Linked DNA regions of Mus musculus: region 1 is linked to region 2. A link is a contact called in ENCODE Hi-C or POLR2A ChIA-PET data. All regions are on one chromosome and are shown on one strand. The core of a region is the stretch at or near the end of the contact, and the rest is flanking DNA. Distances in the headings are between cores, read along the strand shown.

Evidence for each region. A loop is a pair of places that touch in the nucleus more often than their neighbours do. ChIA-PET counts read pairs that join two places held with the same protein, here RNA polymerase II (POLR2A).
Region 1: POLR2A ChIA-PET joins it to region 2 with 19 read pairs in embryonic stem cell. The contact joins the promoter of Zfp46 here to the promoter of Tcea3 in region 2. A Hi-C loop is called at or near these places in 1 of 37 maps with a recorded cell type or tissue (v-Abl transformed pro-B cells). POLR2A ChIA-PET finds 5 or more read pairs at or near these places in 3 of 5 experiments (all embryonic stem cell).

Annotation. Positions count from the first base shown.
Region 1 is chr4:136,284,722-136,287,421 of GRCm38, forward strand. Zfp46 (zinc finger protein 46) reads left to right here and starts at 1,346. Exons shown (of 3, transcript NM_009557.4): 1 at 1,346-1,760; 2 at 2,351-2,594. The coding sequence starts at 2,489.
Region 2 is chr4:136,246,552-136,249,251 of GRCm38, forward strand. It overlaps Tcea3 (transcription elongation factor A (SII), 3), which reads left to right and starts at 1,406. Exons shown (of 11, transcript NM_011542.2): 1 at 1,406-1,566. The coding sequence starts at 1,498. It overlaps Asap3 (ArfGAP with SH3 domain, ankyrin repeat and PH domain 3), which reads left to right. Exons shown (of 25, transcript NM_001008232.2): 25 at 1-22.

The DNA.
Region 1 (2,700 bases), core at 96-2,595, 38 kb after region 2:
TGTTTTGCTTAGCCCTCGCCTTCCATTGTCTAATTCCTTCATCCCCGCTAGGGAAAGGAAAGGCTACAAGTCCTTCCATTTGGAGGATTCTGAGTGAATGCAGCATAGCCAACGCTGATGTTTCTTGGCCAGCTGTTGTGGCCTCGGAGATCTGTTTATGAGATTGTTGTTTCCCGGAGCTATAGAACAGTCTCTGCAGTCTTGAAGCTTTGTGCTCATCCTACAACCAAACCCTGCCCTTTGCCTGTTAATCCATGGATTCGGATTTCTATTCATGGCCCTGAGATCTCTGGAATCTGCTGGTGATATCTAGAACCTTTCTGAACGTCAGGCCTCTTTAGATCTCTGAGGAGCCAGCGACCACAGACCAGGAGGTAAGCCTGTCCGTTCTGTCCTAATCTGGTTTTGTGATTTCTTTGAAACAGAGACTACTAGCATCCTTAGGACTCCAGGTTGTCGCAGGCCTAAGGTTTTCATGATGTTGGGAGGTCTCCAAGATTCCTTTCAGCAGAGACACCCTCAAGAGTACCAAGTCCCTGAGTCTCCCACTCCAGGGCCAGCTATTTCCCTACACACCCTACCCCACCCCCCCGCTTCTGATTTCAATGTTTTGGCGACTTAGATGGGTGCACTTGAGCTCCGTCTCTATAAAAGAGCTCGAGACGCTCCCTACAGGGTTAACGTTGGAACACCCTGGGCCGGGCCGCGGACAGCACTCCAGCACCGGACAGGGGACGCGAGGCCTCGTGGGATATGTAGTCTGGGGTGGGTTGTGACTGCCGGAAGGCCTACTGGGAGTTGTAGTTCTCAGTATCCAGAAAGCGAGAGCTTCAGGCGGTGTTGGGAGTCCGTGGGCGGGGCCCAAAGTTCCATCCCGGCCAGGGAGTCTCCCAAGGGAGGGAAAAGAAGCCTTTTCCCGCTCTGGCCTGGGCTGTCAAATGAGGGGTGATCTCAGCTGAGGTCAGCCCGAGCTTCCACACTCAATCTAACCTCGCGGATAATATATGACTCAAAGATGGTCGTAGGGCCATGAGAAAAAAAAAAAAACACAGACGCTTCCTTTGCTGAGTCGTGCTGTGGTTTCCGAGAAAAAAGTATGTGTGGGGGTATTCTCACTGGTCTTGAAGGTCGCGGTCCTGTCTCTTCCCTTTTGTTCTTTTCCCTCCCCTGCTCTTGGCTGCTAAGTGGCCTTTGTACGCCAGAGTGAAACTCCAAGTCCCGTCAGGCCGCGAGGTGCGCGCACGCGTGATGGAGCTACCCGGCCACGCCGCAGGAGGAGGGCTGATGGTTTGGCTTCTGATTGGTCAGATATTTTACGATTTCTTTTCGCTGATTGGCTGGGATTGCTGCCGGAAAGGTCCCAGCCCGGAGATGGCAGAGCAGAGGCGTTCTATGGGCTGGGTTGAAAGCCTCCTCCCTTGAATTGCATCGGCCTGACCCCCCAGCCTAGGGGGCACCCAGCCAGTGCCTGCCCTCTCCTACCCTAACGTTGCACGTACTCGATATTAACCGAGACACGGAGAGTGGGTGACTCTTCGGGAGTCAGAGAGGAGAGTGACCAGTCCTGGGCCTTCCCCTCATACCCTGCGACCAGAACTCCAGCCCTAGGGAGTAGTGGGCAGGGCCTCTTGCCGCGCCTCACGTCCTGCTTTTCGCCTCCTTCAACGTTGTCTGCTAGCTGGTTTTCCTGCTCTCTCTCTCCCAGGAGACGAACGCTTGAGCCCGAGATGGCAGCCACCCTGCTCATGTCTGGGACTCAGGTAAGCCCCGAGGGCTCTGCTTACCCATCTTGCCCGGTGTTTCCCCGTCTGCAAACCCCTATAGGAAATTCCCTGGGATAAGCTCATTTTGCTATTCTGCTTAGTATACGGGCTTCGAGTTGGCTAATATAACCATATACAAGCATATATAGAACACCCACTGTAAGACTAAATACTGAGGAGAATAAAACCAAACAAGATGGGTGGTACCCTTCTTGCCAACAATCTGTAGGGAGAACGGTGTGTCCGGTTAACCTGGATGCGATATGGTAAGTATTCTGTTGGCCTGAGCAAGGACGTATTGTGGTGTGGGAAATAGTAAGTCGAGGAGTGGTTAATTCTAGATGTGGTGTCCAAGGATGGAGCGAAGAGTGATAAAGGGTGGGGAGAAACAGAACAGCAGTTGGCTCTAGAACTGGGCCATAAAGACGAGAATTTCACTGGTCTAAGAAAAGGAGAGCCTTGTATGTAAGGGTCCAAAGTGGGCAGGGACGGCCTGAGCGGGAAGCTAGTAGATTGCCCCTGTCTTTTGACCACATGTCTTTTTTTCTTCTTTCTTTATTATTTTTTTTTTCCTTCGGACTCTACAGATGAGACTTAATGCCACTGCCTTCTCGACATTTCTAACCATGTCTCTAATTTCAAGAAGAAAAGCTGGTTCTAAACTCCTAGATACCAAGTAGTGAGGAAGCGTTGTGTGATTTCAGGCCCCTGTGACATTTGAAGATATGGCCATGTACCTCACTCGGGAAGAATGGAGACCTCTGGATCCTACACAGAGAGATCTTTACAGGGATGTGATGCAGGAGAATTACGGAAATGTTGTCTCACTGGGTGAGTGAGGACTTTTATCTTGTCTTACCTCTTAGGGGTTTTGAAACTGTCAGAACGGCTTAGGTCTTTTCGATACAGCCTTGTTTGTTGTTAAGGAAAACCACAC
Region 2 (2,700 bases), core at 156-2,655:
ATAATAAAGTCTGACGCGTTTTCTTAGGGTCCTTCAAGCTTCTTTTGGCCAAGAGGCCTCCCAGAAGCTCCACTGAAGAAAAACCTGGCTTTGGCCACATGGTGTTAAGGCCCCGCCCTTCCGGACCCATCCCGGACCTCTCCACAACACTCCGCTATAGCCAAGGACTTTTCAGCTCCTCCCCCGGCCACCTCCTCACCTCCCCACCCCCTGCTGACATGTCAGTGATCCCCAAGCTTTGTTCTCTGAGTGCTCCAGGAGAGCCGTCTGGCTCAGGACGCTAGAAATACCTGGAACACAGTAGGAGCTCAGTAAATAGAATAACCGCTTGCGGCCTGACCGACTACACAGACCTCCCCCTCCCCCAAACTTCCATTCTGCCTTTTGAGGCAATAAATTTCACTTCTTGGGACGGGGATGAGGCCCCAGCTGGGCCTTACACTTGCCCTCTCTCCCTCCTCTCCCCACCCCAGCTGTGAGGAATACAGTCCTCTTTAATGGTTATTCTGCCCAGCCTGCCGCCCCTGAGATTTTTCTTGCTAGTTGACTGGATACCGTTTGTCGAATGAAAAAAAAAAAAAAACAAAAAACAAAAAACCTTGACCGTCATCACACTGCAGCAGTTGGGAGACAGGTGTCCACAACAGGCTCCAGACTTGTTTCTCTGAGGTTATCTCAGAAAGTTCCTTCACACACTGTGAGCCCTCTTCTGCCCCGCTTCAAATCAGAGACCCTCGCAGAAAGGTCATTTTCTGTCAGGAGGGGAACTAGGTCTTCAGCGAATTCTTGGAATTACCGCTCGCGAGCCGAGAGTGGGAGGCAGAGTTATTCCCTCCACCCCAAATTACTCTTCCAAGCCCACCCCCTGTGTACCGGAATCACCCAAAACTTAGTCTTTCGGAGCGTGGTCCCGATACCCCTTTGAGAGGTTGTTAGAAAAAATAAAGACTGGCCGGCAAAGGGCTCTGAGTATACCTCGCGAGTACGTGTACGGCACAGGCCTTGGGCGCACCAAGGAGCCTACCTAAGTTAGGGCAGAGCTGACGTCAAAATCTGCACCAAGATGCGATGAATTCACCAACTTTCCCAGCTTGGGCATAGCTCCCTCTGGGAGCGCAGTGATGCTGAGACCCGGCAGCTCTGTACTTCCCACTGCTATGCTGACACTCATCACCCCCGAACCCTCATGCTCGAATCTCCCTGGAGCCTGGGGCACCCCTAGGAGAGTTGGAAGAGAAGAGCCCCTTCTTCCAGATTGGTCCTCCCCTCCCACTTACACACCCCCTGAGGCACGACCCGCCAGGCTCAGGCAATCTTTGCCCGGGCAGTCCTTGAAGTCTATATTTAGTGCCCGCCACCCCTCCCCCCAGCGATGGGAGGGGCGCGCCCCGCCCCCTCCCGGCTCGAGTGTCCGGTGTGTTTGCGGCCCTTGCGGCTCGCGCCTTGGCGCCCGCTGCTGCCCTGCGCCCCTAACCCCGCCGTGCGTTGTGGACCAACATGGGCCTGGAAGAGGAGCTGTTGAGGATCGCCAAAAAGCTGGAGAAGATGGTGTCCCGGAAGAAGACGGTGAGGCTGCAGAGTTTGCAACGCAGCCCCCGGGCCACGGAGGCAAGACTCCCCCAGCTATGGGCTTGGTGGGCGTGCCGGCCCTGTGCCCGAAGGGAGCGCGCGGGTCAGGGGACACGGGACTGGGGAGGAGTTGCCCGGCAGGGGGTCCCCCGGCTACTTGCTGGCCACTTTAGGATGGGCATGTGCATGGCCAGGTCTGGAGGGGATCGTACAGAGTCCCCTAAGGCGCGCGACTGTTGCAAGTCACTGTGGACGGGTTGGGTGCGCTCCTGGGCAGCTTGCGCGGAGCAGAGAAAGAGCAAGGAGAGACACAAACCCAGGGGAGGACATTTAGGAGTCTGGGGGTTCGGGATGTGCGCTAGGCCCGGGGAGCTGCAGGCGCAGCGAGAACTGGAGGGGCACGTTTTGGGTGACTTCAAAAAGGATCGGAGAACTTCGGGCTGAGAAGGGGGCGCCGAGCCTCGTTTGCACACCCCAGGAGACCCGAGCGAAGGGCGGTGACTGAAGTGCCAGGAGTTCTGTTTGCAACTTTTTCCTTGGCCGCGGGATGGGGCCCTGGCGGGCGGAGGTGAACAGGTGCGGGGCGGGGGAAGGAAAAGATGGGGCCTGGGCTGGCCCAGAGGGGGAGGTGCACGAAGGAGAACTGTGGCGGGAGGTGGGGGTCCGCAGCCCTGGTCGCCCGAGGGTCCCTGAGCCCTCAGTCCGGGTAGCACCGAGCTGGATCCAAATGGAAAGTTAATGTTTGATCTACCTAGCGATCTTTGCCTCAGGCTGGAAGCTGGCGACTGTGCCAATTCTAGAGGGGCGTGGACTGAAAGGGAGAAGACCAGGGACCCTGTGAATGAGGCCCTCCATGCTGACTTGCCGCGGGGTCCTTTTCTTCTACATAGTTTCTAGCAACGAGTTGCACCAGGACCTGCATTGCCAGGACATTCCAGGAAAATTGGAAAACTCTGGGGCCCAAAGAGAGGTTTCAGACCCGGGATGAGTGACAGGCTGGAGCAGCCAAGGAGTGTTAGGCTTCCTGAAATTGTTACCTGGTAACAATGAGAGAGATGGTGGTGTTGGTAAAATGGTGAGAGGCTGAGGCTGCGGTTTCTTTGTCTGTAAGAGGATGGATTGCCTGGGGGA